Linked DNA regions of Mus musculus: region 1 is linked to region 2. A link is a loop called in an ENCODE intact Hi-C map of the cell type or tissue named here. Cell type or tissue: heart. All regions are shown on one strand.

What was found. A loop is a pair of places that touch in the nucleus more often than their neighbours do. Peaks named below come from ENCODE experiments on the same cell type or tissue, not always from the same donor. Only the 100,000 strongest peaks of a DNase experiment are listed, where the experiment ranks them.
Region 1: a loop joins it to region 2, with 5 times the contacts of the local background. A loop is called at or near these places in 19 of 42 quality-filtered maps.

Annotation. Positions count from the first base shown.
Region 1 is chr4:124,939,118-124,947,117 of GRCm38, reverse strand. 9930104L06Rik (RIKEN cDNA 9930104L06 gene) reads right to left here. Exons shown (of 5, transcript NM_177573.3): 3 at 6,573-6,752; 4 at 4,647-4,765; 5 at 2,457-4,535. The coding sequence ends at 4,456. Among named protein-coding and RNA genes, the nearest start is that of 9930104L06Rik, 6.1 kb to the right of the region's middle. In heart, CTCF peaks have their summits at 1,986 (motif pointing left) and 3,944 (motif pointing left); no DNase peak of the experiment used is centred here.
Region 2 is chr4:125,094,799-125,102,798 of GRCm38, reverse strand. The region is part of intron 4 of Meaf6 (MYST/Esa1-associated factor 6); the gene reads right to left. Among named protein-coding and RNA genes, the nearest start is that of Meaf6, 14 kb to the right of the region's middle. In heart, no CTCF peak of the experiment used is centred here; a DNase peak (open chromatin) is centred at 3,128.

The DNA of each region.
Region 1 (8,000 bases), 160 kb after region 2:
GTTTCCTATGCAGGCCAGCTGCTGCCACGGGAGGAAAGGCACCCTGAAGCATAGTGACTTAAATAATTTTTCTGTTTGCATGTGCCAGCCAGGAATCCAAGCACAGCTTGGCTGGCATCATGGTCAGACCATCGTCTAGGGCTGTTGAATCTGAGGATTCAACCGGTGCAGGGAGGATGTCTCCCAACTCCCTCACAGTGTTGCTCAGCAGACCTCTCTGGCATCTCTCTACAAGGTGGCCTCATAGCATCTCAGCTAACTTCCCCTAAGAGGGGGATACAAGAGAGAGCAGGAGGCAGCATCCAAGATAAAAGCAGATAAAATTTTTATCTCATGTGCATCGGTGTTTTGCAGCATTTGTGTGTGTGAAGGCAATGGACCCCCAGGAGCTGGAGCTACTGGAGTTGTGGGTACTGGGAATTGAACCTGGGTCCCCTGGAAGAACTGCTGGAAAAGCAGTGCTCTCTGTAACCTACTTCTGTTCTACTCATTAGAAGCTGAGCTTCAAAGGGGCCCACATCAAAGGGTGGCAAAGAGTGAACAGGGCACAAGCATCAGAGGTGGCTTCACCAGGGACCACCTCAGAGAATACCCACTGCACAGAGGCACCAGAGGCGCTTAGCATCGGCTGTCTGCAATGACGGGAACTGGGTAGATGGGGGAGAAGTCTTCCCTGGATTTTACACTTCAGATGACGTGTACCTTATTCAGCAAGTAAATCACACTTATTTTAGATCTTAAGTCTAAAATAATAATCAGGAAGATAGCACTTTAGGGACTAGAGAGAGGGCTTAGTAGTTAAAAGCACTTGCTGCTTTAGCAGAGGACCCAAGTTCAGTTCCCAGCACCCACATGGCAGCTTATAGTCATCTGTAACCCGAGTTCCAGGGATCCAATCCCCTCCGCTGGCCTGAGATTACAGGTGCATGATACTGCACCTGGCTTTAGTGTGAGTGCCAAGGACACTCAGGTCCCTGTGCCTACTCACTTTACTGTGCCTACTCTCTTTACTGAAAGCCATCTCCTCTGGCCCCTCACCCCCAATACAAACGGTTAAGTAAAAACTCAAGATTCTACCCAATCTGGGCCAAGCTGCCCTCACAGGTGGGACCTTACCATCCCATCCTAGGAACTCTACACAGCTGTTGCTCTGAATTGTATTAAGGTGCCAGGCTCTGGGAGTAAATGTAACACGCACGGTGCCAGCACACAATGGCACTCTTCAAGTGGTCCCCATGCAGTCAGCGCCTCTCTTCTCCCTCGGTGCTTTTGACCTCACCTGTACTCATTCTGTTACTTTATAATACAAATCAGAATCAGATTCTTTACAATCCCTAGACCACCAGCATTAGCATTACCTGAGGCCTCATCAGAAACAGACCCATACCGACAAGATGAGTGTATTGTTTTGTTTTGTTTTTCCGAGACAGGGGTTCTCTGTGTAGCCCTGGCTGTCCTGGAACTCACTCTGTAGACCAGGCTGGCCTCGAACTCAGAAATTCGCCTGCCTCTGCCTCCCAAGTGCTGGGATTAAAGGCGTGCGCCACCACCGCCCAGCTAAGATGAGTGTAAAAGGTCATTATCACCCCAGGACCTCCAGGACCAAGTTCTCAGCACAAAGGAGGGTGGCGAATAAGAGGCAAAGACAGGAGACAGAGGACAAGGAAGAGGGGAAGGGCAGAGAACAAGGGAGCGGGGAAGGGATATTTGTCCCAGAGGATAGACAACTGCTTCTGGATAGAGAGGAGACAGATGTGGCCCACAGGAAAATGGCAGTTTCTAAAGGCCAAGGGAAAATACTGGGTTAGGATTAGGTGTTTAATTTTAATTGGACAGGTTAATTAGGTGAGCCAAAGGGGGCATTTGATTGCTGGACTTCAATACTTTGATAGCTTGACCCTGGTGGTCAGCCTTATTTGGAGGAAGTGGCCAAATAAGGGAATAGACCTTGGAGGCTAGCATCAGGATGCCCTCTACTGGCCTTAGTTAGCACCAGGCACACAAATGGTTTACAGACATATATGCAGGCAAAACACTCATACACATTAAAAAAAAATATCCTGTCGAACTATAATACTCCCAGTGGCTTTCTTTCATTTCTATACCCAGGGCTCAGCATAGGGCTCAGTACTAACAGCGGGCACAGTGGCACACCTCTAACTCTGGCATTAGAGAGGCTGAGGAAGATCATTAGTTGCTGTGGCAATCCCAGAACTGGGGAGGTGGAGGGAGAGGATCCCCTAGCTCACTGGCCAGCCAGGATAGTTTAACTGGTAAGTTCAAAGCCAATGAGAGACTCTGCCGCAAAGGGGGAGGATGGCACTCCTAAGGATGACATCTAAAGTCATCCTCTGGTTACCACACACATACATGCACATATGCTCACATACATTAGCATGCATGCATATACACAAACATGCATAAAGAGCAAAAAAAAGTAATATATTTACCAAATGTCATATAGCCTATATAGTACAGTTTTATTGACTTATTTACAGATGTCCAACTATCCACAAATTTAGAAACAATGAGTTTGTGTCAATGTCTTTGTTTTGAAATTTGTGAAGAACAGTAAAGGGATACAGATCAAAATATTAGGGTGGGTTTTACATTATACTTTTCTGTATTTAAATTTTTTCTTTAATTGAAAACAAAAAATATAGTAAGAAAACAAAGCCACTTTCTTTTTAAAAGTCTCCATCCTTAGCTGGGTGGGTGGTGGTGGCGCATGCCTTTGATCCTAGTACTCAGGAGGCAGAGGCAGGTGGATCTTTGAGATCAGCCTGGTTTAGAGTGAGTTCCAGGACAGCCAGGGCTACACAGAGAAACCCAATCTTGTAAAATCAAAAGCTAAAATAAACCCATTCTCTGCACTACGCCCTGTACACGGCAGCCCTGACTCGTAGAGCACATGGGAAGCTGAGACCCCCGAGCAGTGGCTGTGGCACAGAAGGCAAGGGTCGGCACCACTCCAGGCTGCCTCTCAGTCTCTTTCCCGGCACTGCATGTGATAGCTAATCTTTGCTGTCAACTTGACATCTGGAATCAACTAAGACTCAAGCAACTAGGCAGGCCTGTGAGGGCTTTCTTGATTGGATCATTTGAGGTGGGAAGACCCACTCTAAATCTGGATCATTCGGGGGTAGGACCCACCCCATATCTGGGCCACACCCTGTGGTGGGAGTCCACATATCATCATATGGAAGAAGAAAGCTTTTGCTTTAGGTACGCCGGCCCTCACTCTTGCTGCCCTCAGTACTCTCTCTTTATATTCATTCATGTTATCACTAGTCCTGTTCCTTTAGAGAACCCTAAAACATGATAACACCTATTGGCAGATATTGGGCTTATAATTTGAAGTTAGAATCCATTACTACAGGAGAGTCAGTGGCAGGAACCTGAAGCAGCTGCTGGTCACAGCATACTCACCATCAAAGGTGAATGCCTGCTAAGTGCTTAGCCTGCTCTTTCTCCTTTGATCCTGGCTCCAGCCCATGAAATGCTGCCACTCACATTCAGGATGGGTCTTCTCACCTCAGTTAAGAAAATCTTGCATGTCTGCAAGCCAACCAAATCTAGAACATTCCTCACTGAGACTCCCTTCCGAGGTGGCTTTGTCAAGTGGACCATAAAAACCAACCATCACAGCCGGCATTCCCTCCCCTGGCCGGTTACCCCAAACTCAGAAGACCGTGGCCAATGCAAGGTCCCTTTACCTTTTTGTCTTCCTTTTTGAGACAGTCTCAGTATGTGGCCTTGGTTGACCTGGAGCTATAGAGACCAAGGTGATCTCAAAATCACAAAGACCCACCTGTCTTTGCCTCCCTAGTCCTGGGTGGGATACCCAGCTCCCCACAGACACCTCAGTGGCTTTTAACAGCAACAGGGGACCTCCCTCAAGAACAAGGCATTCAGAACCGCTCACGCTGCACCATCGCCCCCTGGTGGCTGACTTTGGAAATGGAAACTGGCTTCATAATGAGCTTCGGTGAAGGAGTAAACATTTTAAAAGTTCCCTTTTCTTCAGTCCTTTCCTTTTTGGGGTTTTGCAGGTGATTGACTTTGTCCCCCAACTTTCCCCCTCCCCCCAGACACACACACTGCTCCCGCCCTGGACTCCCAGACCCACTCCTATCTTTAAGCCATTAAGGACTCAGATACTGACACACACAGAATCAGGACCTGAGCCAACCAGAGACTATGGTTCAGATGACATAGGCAGCGGTGGCCACACAACCTTGCATTCTGCCCTTTCCTGCCTTGGTGGACACTGTTTATCAGCACTGCCTTTCCTGTCTCCTCAGCCTCTATCTGCTTCTCAGAGTCATAGGTGCAGCTGTCATGGACCCTTGGCCATGGCCTAGCACGGAGAAGTCCTAGGCACTGCTATTCCAGTGAGTCAGGTAGCAATGCTGACCCTCACTTAGAAATAGCCTAGTGTAGCAATGGCAGCCCTCAGCTGTGGTGCTCCAGATCTCCAGACGCTGCACAGCCTCCTGGCTCCTCCAGGAAGAAGGAGACACTCACCAGGACATCTAGAACAGGAAGCAAGGGACAAAGCATCAGGTTTATCAAGGCCCAAGAGCACGGAGGGGGTGTGTCTAACCTCTCCAGAGAGGCAGCACAGGACTGACGGACACCAGTACCTGACACAAGAGTTTGGCACTCATTTTCTGAAATCTGGTCCCAGGCCTTGGGCAGTGCTTGGATGCTGGCCAAGTCTCCCCAGTGGATGGAGGAGAGGAGGTACTTTCTCTTCAGGTACCTTCCCAGAAGTTAAGGACTGCTCAGAAGAAAAAGGAACTTACAAGATATCTGTGTCACTAGGTCATATGCTCTTATGGGACTACTGTTGAATGTGGTCCATCTCAGTAATGTGATTAGAAATCAAGGCAGGAGAGTAGAGCCAACCAGGGCCTCCAGCGCCTAGCCTATGGCAGTGCTTAGCGATATCAGGGTTAGCGGCGCCACTAGCACACCTAGTACCACTATTGCAGTTATAATAGGAAACAGAGGGACAGGAGGAAGATCGTCCCTACATATCTAGATTGGGTGACAATCTCCTTTGTCAACTTGTCTGGATTTAGAATCGTCATGGAAACATGATACAGGTTGCATCTGTGATGTTGTCTCTAGAAAGGTTTAACTGAAGTGGGAGGACTCCTCTGAATGTGGACGGTGTCAGTCCACAGGCCGGGGTCCCAGAATGAACAGAAAGTGAACAGAGCGCCAGCAGTCAGCAGTCCCTGCGTCCTGATGCAGGCGCAATGTGACCAGTGGCTTAAGCTCCTGTCTCTGTGCGCTTCCCTCCGTGACGGACATATCCCTCAGCTATGACCTGAAATAAATCTGTCTGTCCTGCTTCGTGTTCGATATTAATCACAACATGAAAATCAGTAACACAGTGGGCATTGCTGGTCCATGTTCAGCTTTAAACTTGAATTTGGAGTTCACTAAGCGAGCCAGCTGGAGGCAGCACAGGAAACTGAGACTCAAGACCAGGAGCAAAACCAGGGTCAGATGACAGCCATGGGCACGAATGGAGAAAAGGTCAGGACTGCGGCTAATTTCCTGCTCTCAGGCTTGCTTCCCGCCATGCCAACTGTTCTTCAGAACACAGCACTGTTAAGCACAGGCCTTGACCACATGGTTCTGCTTAAAGCTTCTGAGAACTTTGACTTCAGAGTAACAGCCAAAACCTTCAAGATCCTTCTCAAAAATCAAGGCCCTCTGTCACTCTCCTCCTGCCCGGCCCTGCCCTGCCCTTGCCCCCACTGGCTTTATGGCAGTTCTTACATGTACCAGACAAGCTCACGCCATGTAGCCTCTGCCTGGACCACTCTTCTTCCAAACACCCACATGGCTCATTCCTTCCCTCTTGCAAACTTGGCTCAAATGCTGTGAGCATCATTGTCTCAGGATGTCACTGCCTCATGGGTCCCTGCACTGACCACACTATTAAAATCACATTCCCCCTCACCTTCTCTGCCTTATTTAACACTCACCACATCTGACACTATGCAGTCCCCCTTTTTATGCCTGCTCCCAGCACTTAAGAGTAGTGCCTAGCAGATAAATAAACTCTAAGGAATGACTAGTTAACAAAAGACAAGTGCAAGAAGAATCCAAGTCTGAGCACTAGAGAACTGCAACGAATTATACAGCCTGCTGACCCCGTGAATTATACAGCCTGCTGACCCCGTGAATTATACAGCCTGCTGACCCCGTGAATTATACAGCCTGCTGACCCCGTGAATTATACAGCCTGCTGACCCCGTGAATTATACAGCCTGCTGACCCCGTGAATTATACAGCCTGCTGACCCCGTGAATTATACAGCCTGCTGACCCCGTGAATTATACAGCCTGCTGACCCCGTGAATTATACAGCCTGCTGACCCCGTGAATTATACAGCCTGCTGACCCCGTGAATTATACAGCCTGCTGACCCTGTGAATTATACAGCCTGCTGACCCTGTGAATTATACAGCCTGCTGACCCTGTGAAGTCTGCACCTGCTGCAGCCTCTAGGGGCGGCTCTGGGCAGTCAGTCAGGAAGCACTCGAAGGATATGAGCTTCCATAATGTCTGTCGATGTCCTGCAGCCACTCCAACATGTCAGCCACAGAGGGGCTCACAACTGAGGGGCGCAGGACGGTGTCAATGTCTAGCACAGCCGCATGCTGCTCGTAGGCCTGAAACACCTGCTCCACGTGGCTGTTGATGGTGTTACGGACCTTGAGGAGGGTGGCTCTGTGGGAAAAGGAGGGTGTTAGGCAGTATCCTAAAAAAAGATAGGGGGTAAGCCTTCTCAAACCACTACTGTCCTGTTAAGTTTTGTTTCAGAGGGGACTCAAACCCTTAGACGTGTTAGGGAAGCGGTCTACCACTGAGCTATACCCTTGTTAATTTAGTATGAGGGAAGGGCATGCACATGACAGAGTATGCTTGGAGATCAGAGGGCTACTTTGTGGCATCCACTCTGTCCTTCCACCTTTCCATGGGCCCGTGGATTGAACCCAGGTCATCAGGCTTACACGGCAAGTGCCTCTACCCCAGGAGCCATCTTAACTGCCCTTGTCTGGCCAGTTCTTCAATGGCAATGTGGGCTCGACATGCACAGACTGCTTGAGAATGTGAGTTATTTCCCCTGTGCATAAAGGCTTCATTGCTCACTGTGTTTCCCAAGAACAGCAAACACACAATCAGTGAATGAATTGTCACTGGAAAGATAAATACTATGATGTGTGTAAAGTGCCTTTGGCAGTGGCTACATAGTATTCGAATGCTGACTCTAAGGAACCCATCACTAAAACAAAGGCTGCAACTTCCCAATGGACAAGGGATCCTCTAGCCCAGAACGCTAGCTCTAAATATCCTACTGTGGCTTATGGTGTAAAAACAGGAAACAATCCAAAATCCTCAAGTGTGTAAGACCTGCTTATAGTCGATGACTAACATCAAGAACAAGCAGAAGCCGGGTGTGGTGGCGCACACCTTTAATCCCAGCACTCAGGAGGCAGAGGCAGGCGGATTTCTGAGTTCGAGGCCAGCCTGGTCTACAAAGTGAGTTCCAGGACAGCCAGGACTATACAGAGAAACCCTGTCTCCAAAAAAACCAAAAAAAAAAAAAAAAAAAAAAAAAAAAGCAGAAAACAGAGTATCTGTGTAACACCTGTGTTGTTACTGTTTCTTGGGCTACTTAGTTACACATGTATCCACTTGTGTGTAGAACCAGGTGGTGGTAAGAAGCCCCAGCTTAAGTGGCAGGCCCACTTCAGATTCCTGGCTCTATTTCTCACGGACTCTGTGATCAGGACAATCAGTTTGAGTTTCCCTTTTCTTGCTTCCAAGTGCATAGACAGGTATAAGGCAGAGGTGTACAAGGTCCCGGACACACAGTCCTTACTCCCAGCTCTCCCTGAACTGCAGTACACCAAGGACAACGACAGAAGAGGGCTGCACTCCTCGCCACCCTCTTCTTTTCTGCTTTTGTAATTT
Region 2 (8,000 bases):
TCCTCAAGTCCCCACGGGCCATGGAACAAAGAAGACGGGGAACAGGCACTCAAAGTATCAAAGCTAGGAAACCCCTGAAATCCACGTGGTCTGCAGCAGTGCGGGGGACAAGCCTGACCACAACTCAGAGCACTAAGGGCCATTTCAATATGGAGCACACTGAAGAGAGGAAGGGTTACGCCTTGGCAGAACTGACAAACGGTCAGAGAATCCTGCCTTTCAGTGAAGAGTTGGTGGAGGATGAGCTGGAGAAATGACTCTGAGATTAAAAGCAGGCACTGCTCTTACAGAGGACCCGAGCCTAACTCCCAGAACTCATGTCATAAGGCTCACCCACTGGAACTGCAGCGGCAGGAGATCCGACACCTCTGGCCTCCTTGGGTACCTGCACCCACATGCACACGCACACACACACACACATACACACACACACACACCCCACACCCTGCCCTGCCCGACACATACAGACCATTTAAAAAAATAAATTTAAAAAGCAAAAAGAAGGTGGTACCCAGTGGGGAGCAGCGTCCAGTCCATCCGTTGATTACTGCCGTCTTGGATCTTTTTTTTTTTTGGAGGGAAGATAGAGATTGTCTCATGGGAACTTGGGCCGTGAACTTCCTAGGTCTCAGAGGATACCCCAGAACTTTTCCCCCCAACTTTTTAATTTACTTCATTTTGAAACGATGTGTATGTGTGCACGGGTAGGGTTATAAGCAGTGGAGTGCAGGTGCCTGCAGAAGTAAAAAGACATCGGATCTCCTGGAGCTGGTATTACGGCATCAGACACTGGCACTGGGATCTGACCCACGGTCCTCTGAACAAGCACAAGCGTTCTTAACAACTGCATCTCTCCAGCTCCACCCCTTTATCTTTTTAAAATTTCATTTTACTCATTTATGTGTATGTTCGGGGGAGGGAGGGTGCCACAGCAGGGTAGTTTCAATGGGCCTGTCCCCACAGGCTCAGGCCTTTAAACACCTATCCCTAGGCAGTGGAGCTGCTTGGGAGAGTGTACAACCTGCAGGAGAAAGTATGCCACTAAGGGCAGGCTCAGTGGGCAGAGGTTCGCCCCACTTCTTGCTCACTCTCTCTTTCAAGTGTGACAAAATAGAATCAGCCAGCTTCCTACACGGGGAACCCATTCTCGCACCATAAAGGAAGCCAAACTAAACTTCCCCTGGTGACGGTACTACTGACAGCAATGCAAAGTAAATGATATCCACGGCAAGCAAAAGGAGGTCAGGGAACAGCTTGGGAGGCTCGGCTCTCTCCGTCACCTCTCGGATCAGACTCAAGGCATCTGGCTTAGCCATTGTGTTTGCCTACTAAGACATGGACTTCCCGTCTTCCAGCCCCAGCTCCAGGACGCTGAGATTACAGGCACGACCCCCCATGGTTTTCCCCTGCCTCTGGCAATCCTGAGTACCGAACCCGGCCAGTAAGCTAGACCATTGGCTCAGGGAGGCTTGAATGAAGTAGTAATTAATGTTCTTCAACTGACATAAATCGTCAATTTTAAAACAGCGCTTCAAAAGTCAGGTTGGGTGGCACATGCCTATAACCCTGGCACTCAGGAAGGTGAGACAGGAAGTCTCAAGTTCAAGGACAGCCTGGGCTACATAAAGAGCTCCTATGTCCAAACATTCATCATCATCATCATCACCATCACTTGGATACATTTAAACAACAGAAGCATGTTCAAGAACATCGCCTAAATACTGCCTCAGGGTCAGGTGGCCTCAGAGTAAAGCGCTCACACGGCATGAACAAGGCCCAGACAAGGCCCAGGGTCAATCCTTGCTCCCCACAGGAAGGAAGGAGGAAAGCAGCAGGAGAAGGCAGGTTGTCAGAGGCAGTAAGCTGCCTCAAGTCCAGGACCAGCCTGGGCTACAATGAGTTCCATGCTGGCCTGGGCTACAGTGCGCTCCACACTGGCCTGGGGCCCCACCCTCCATCTTTGCCTCCCCCGTTCTGGGGTCACAGCTGTGCATTACCACGTCCAGCTTCCAGAAACTATCCCTGGATAAAGTCAGGAAGACCTGAACTCTACTCAACGACGAATGGACCTTAAGTACGTTAGTGTTTGCCTCTAAAGATGGTCAGAAGGGTCTGTGTCCACAGGAAGGTCAGAGGTCAATGTGTTCCTTTCTGTCTTTACATTAGATTTTTTTAAAAGTATATAGCCACCAGAAGCAGAGAAGCATAGGCTTTAAAAAAACAAACAAACAAACAAACAAACAACAGAAAGGGTTCAAACAGGAGGACTGCCTCCAAGTTCAAGGCCAGGCTGGTCTACATATCGAGTTCTAGGTCAGCCAGAGCTACAAAGGAATACCCTGTCCGAAAATAAAAAGCAAGTGGATGTCTCAGTGGGTAAAGCATTTGCATGTAAATTTGGATTTCCAGAACCTACATAAAACTGGACACAGACGCACACACCTGTAACCCAGCTCCTACAGGGACACGGGAGCCCGAGACAGGAAAACCCTGGAAGCCCTGGGCCAGAATGCCTGGCTTACGTAGTGCAGTGAAGAACACAAAGAGACCCTGTCTCACATGCGGGAGAGGGAAAGACTAACATCCAAGGATGTCCTTCAAGCTCCACACAGGCACCTCAATGTACATGTGCATGCCCTCTTCTGGTGTGTCTGAAGACAGCTACAGGGTACTCACATACACAAAATATGTAAATGATTTTTTAAAAAAGATAAAACAAAACAGTGTAGCACAGTAGCGTATGCCTGCAATCCCAGGGCTGGGAAAGCCAAGGAAGGAAGATCAGGAGTTCAAGGCCAGCCTGCACTACATCTCAAAACCACATTCAAACAAATGAACAAACAAGCAAGCAGAACTTAAAAGCAGAAGCACTAAGCAAGAAGACCTAGCAGTAAGTGCTTCCTGTGCAGGCCTGAGACCGTATGAGTTGAAATTAAATTCCTTGACAGGGAGAGAATCAATGCCATGGAACATATATAACACGTGACCACACTCATATATAACACATGTGACCACACTCACAGTACACACGGTTCTTCCATCCCCCTCCCCCCAAAAGCAAAGAAACAGCCAGATCCCAGAAATGATGGAACTAATTTGACCACGATGCAGGAAAGCACCACAAGAGGGCGCTCCAGAGCCATGGAGAGGCACAAGACTAGACAGACCCGTAGAAGTTACCAAGAAAGCTGGTGCTGGCACACACCTGGGATCCCAGCACTCAGAAGGCTGAGGAAGGAAGACCACGAATTCAAGGCCAGCTGGACTACAGAACAGGACGATGTCTTAAAACAAACAAGCCAGTAGAAAAGCGAAAAAAGATTTTAAAACTCACCCTCACAAAGCTACAGTAATCAGCAGAGATCTACAAAACTGAGTCCAGTCCAGAATGGAGCCTGGTGTTAAGGTTGGCTCATCTCTGACAACAACGATGAGACAGCTCAGAGCAGACAGAGCTCTGTTTGTTCAAGACCAGCCTGAGCAACACAGCACGATCTCATCTCAGAAAGACAACTGGGCTGGGATGGCTGCTCTTTTTTTTTTTTTTTTTTTTTGGTTTTTCGAGACAGGGTTTCTCTGTGTAGCCCTGGCTGTCCTGGAACTCACTCTGTAGACCAGGCTGGCCTTGAACTCAGAAATCCGCCTGCCTCTGCCTCCGGAGTGCTGGGATTAAAGGCGTGTACCACCACGCCTGGCTAAGATGGCTGCTCTTAAGAGCATTGGCTGCTGTGGCGGAGGAGCTGGGTTTGGTTGCCAGCACCCATGTGGCGGCCCACAACAGTTCATAACTCTCGCTCCAGGGGACTTGATGTCTAGGATTATATACACACAGTGCACACATAGACAAAACACCTATTCACACAGAATACAAAGAAATTGTTAGTCTTTTTAAAAAAAAAGATAAAATGAGGCCAGCTGTAGTGCCGAACACCTTTAATCCCAGCACTCAGGAAATAGAGGCAGGTGGATCTCTGTAAGTTAGCCAGGACTATATTATATACTGAAACCCTGTTTCATGAAAGAAAAGAAAAGAAGAGAAGAGAAGAGAAGAGAAGAGAAGAGAAGAGAAGAGAAGAAGAGAGAGAGAGAGAGAGGGAGAGAAAGAAAGGAAGAAAGAAAAGAGAACATGCATTAATGATTCACCTAAAAAGAAGCCAGGGGGAATGAATTCTATTTACTTCGAATAAAATGAAATAGAATACTTAAAAATAAACCTATCAGGGCTGGAGAGATGGTTCAGCGGTTAAGAGTACTTGGCTGCTCTTCCAGAGGTCCTGAGTACAATTCCCAGCAACCACATGGTGGCTCATAACCATCTGTAATGGGGTCTGATGCCCTCTTCTGGTGTGTCTGAAGACAACTAACTGCAGCATGCTCATACATAAAATAAATAATAAATCTTTTAAAAAAAAAAAACTATCCAGGATCTAAAAGATGTCTCCAATTCAACTTTAGGACACTCGGCAGGTAGTGGTGGCACACCTTTAGTCCCAGCAGTCAGAAAGCAGGGCAGCCAGATCACTCTGAGTTCAATGCTAGCCTGATCTATGGAGGGGGCCAGGCCAACCTGAACACACAGTGAAACCCTCATCTCAGAATGAAATAAAGTAAAATAAAAAGGAAACCTTTACAACGCCGAAGAAAGAAGTAAATGGACATGAAGAATACAGTGACTAACACGCGACCGTTACCAACTGTTCAGTTCCCAAGCACCCATGTCAGGGGCTCTGCCACGGCCTCCAGCGCCAGAAGCCAATACCTTCTTCTGGCCTCCAGGAGTCAACATACTCACACAGACACAGACACCCCCCATCTGTACCTCACCCCCACCCCACATTATACACATAATTTATGTGTGTGTGTATATGTATATATGTATATGTGTGGTGTGTGTGTGTGTGTGTGTGTGTATATATATATATACACACACACATACCCACACACACACACACTAAAGATCCAGGCAAAGACAAGTATTTCCTATTTCCCATACAGGACTCCAACAGCACAGGAAGTAACCCCAACTGACCAGTGGGATTGTGGGAACTCAAGAAGCTTCTACACAGCAGAGCAAAGCCCAGGGTGGAGGAGGCTACAGTGAGGGGACAAATCTTTGCCATCTGCCCACGACACATGAATTAATAGCCTGGGTGTTTTGCTTTGCAACTGGGGGCTGAAGGAAATGACTCAGTGGTCAGGGCACCTGCTGTGCAAGCATGAGGAGAGCTCAGACCTCCTGCACACCCTACACCCCCAGCTCTGCAGATGCAGACAGGTCAGTGGGGTTTACGGCTCCCGGCCAAGCAGGGAAAAGACAAGCATGGGGTTCAGGAAAAGACTCTGCCTCGAAGGAATAGGCTAGGGGCAGCCCTACTGTGCTCTTCCAGTTTCCACATGTGCACACAACTACACACACACACACACACACACACAATTTTTCAAAATGCAAAAATTATACACCAAAAACCCAAGCTATATGATCAAAAAAAAGGGGGGCGGTCTAGTGAACAGTAATGGGCAGCTGTCTAAAGAAGAAATACAAATTAGCAGGGAATAGGGGAACAGAGGCAGTCAGATCTCTATGAGCTCGAGGCCAGCCTGGTCTATCTAGTCTAGTAAGGATAGCCAGAGTTATGCAGAGAAACCTTGGGGGTGGGAGGGGAGGAATTGCAAATGGCCTGCTGAAACATACTTGAAACAGTCAGTTTCCTTGCTATCAAAGAAATGCAAAGAGATTCCACCTCACTCCAACATAAATGGTCAACCCCTCCAGCCGGGCGCACGCCTTTGATCCCAGCACTCGGGAGGCAAAGGCAGTCAGATTTCTGAGTTCAAGGCCAGCCTGGTCTACAAAATGAGTTCCAGGACAGCCAGGGCTACACAGAGAAACCCTGTCTCGAAAAACCAAAAAAGAAAAAAAAAAGAAAGAAATGGTCAATCCCAAGAAAACAAGACAGCTATCCTGTGAAACGAGCCTTTAATACCAGGGAAAATAATCAGGTGATGTCTTTGAGTCCAGGCTACACAGTGAGACCCTGTCTCTAAAAAGTAATGGACAACAAATGCTGGTGAGGATATGGGAGAAGAGGAACCCTTAGTCAAAATATCATTCGCAAGAGAACTGAAATTGGGGCAGTGGAGGGGACAAGCCACGCCTGGATTCCTGGACCCAACGCTGTGGCTGCTTACCACAGAACAATATCCATGATGCAGACGTAGGTGGGGGGACTGACTCCAACCAGCAGAGCACAGTCCAGGCCCACATGTAATACACACAATGTGTCCTCACACATGGATGAGTCAAAGCTCTTTCCTTAAACTGGACCAGAGTATAACACAAGGGCCTAGTTAGGCCTGAAATCCCAGGTTCACAGAGGCAGGAGGGTTACAAGTTCAAGGCCTGCTTTGGCTACAGTGTGGTTTCAATTGTATTAATAGGTCCTGTTGCTAATAGACAGCATGTATTAAATATTGATGTTAAAGATCTTTTCTAAAGTCAAAGCTGGGAACACTGCCAGGGAGGAGAGGAGAGGAGAGCAGGGCAGGAGACCACAGCCTTGGACCGCGGCAGAGTGAGAGGAGAGGGAAAGACTGAGTCATGAAGCGCTGGAAGACTGGAATCTGAGAGAGGAGAGAAAGGCAACCTGCCTCAACTCCAATTCTGAGAAGACACCAGGAAGCAAAAGCGCCTCCTACCTATCCATCTGCAGTCTCTGCTGCGGGAGTGCCAGACAGACAGACAGACAGCGCTCACACTCTATAGCTCACTCAATGGCCAACTACTCAACCCACGAAGAGAGAACTCTCCTAGGTCTCCTCTCTGATAAAGCGATAGCCAAGGCAGCAACTCTCCTCCCAGAGGACTAATAGGGCCATCAAGAGCCATGAGAGCTGGCTGGGGATGTAGCTCAGTTAGTAAAGTGCTCGCCCACTGTGCTCAAAGCCCTGGGTTCAATCCCCAGCACCAAGTGAGCCAGGCTAGCATTCAGGAGGATAAGAAGCAAGTGCGAGGCCTTTCTTGGCTGCATAGTGAATTTGAGGCCAGCCTGGGCTGAGACCCTGTCTCAAAATGCTCAAAAGAAAGAAAAAGTTAAAAGGGAGGCGGACTCTTCTGAGAACTTGGTTTTGGCTATGGGCACACAGTGCCAGGGATCAAACTCTGGGTCTCATACATGCTAGGCAAATGCTCTGCCACAGAACCAGTGCCAGCCCGAGCCACCTTGTGCTGCAGAATTACTAGTCTGTTGGTGACACATCTGACAGACGAGGAACCATGAGGACTAGAAGCTATTAAAATACAAAACGAGGGGGCTGGAGAGATGGCTCAGTGGTTAGAGCACTGACTGCTCTTCTAGAGGTCCTGAGTTCAATTCCCAGCAACCACATGGTGGCTCACAACCATCTGTAATGGGATCTGATGCCCTCTTCTGGTGTGTCTGAAGATAGTGACAGTATACTTATATACATATAATAAATAAATCTTAAAAAAAAAAAAAAAACGAGAATTTCCTTTCTTAGCTCATGGAAACTCAAGGGCTGCCCAACTTCGAGTCAACCAGTCCCCTGACAGAGCTGCACTGAAGACGATGAGAGAGCTTGTTTCTCACTGACAGAAAAATAAGCAACTTTTCTTTAGAGCGAAGTCCAGGAAGCCTACACGGTAAAGAAAAGGAAGGGTGACTAAAGGCAGTGTCTGATGGTAGGCTGGTCTCCCAGAGGGATGGAGGACAAGCCACACGAAGCACGGGAGCAGAGTCGCTCTGCTGGACACCTCAGAACACGCAGCAGCCCCTGCATGCCCTGCCAAGACTGCGAGGAGAAAATCTGCCTGTCTGCTTTCTCTCGCACCTAATTCATTTCACTAAAATGTCTGACACTTCACAACTTCCATGAAATTCCTCTCTAAGGGCCTCGCAAATCCACCATCTTTCTCGTTGGGCAAACATGAAGCCAAAGGAAGGAGAAATAACGTATGTGGAGAGGAAATTTTTTGCAAGTGA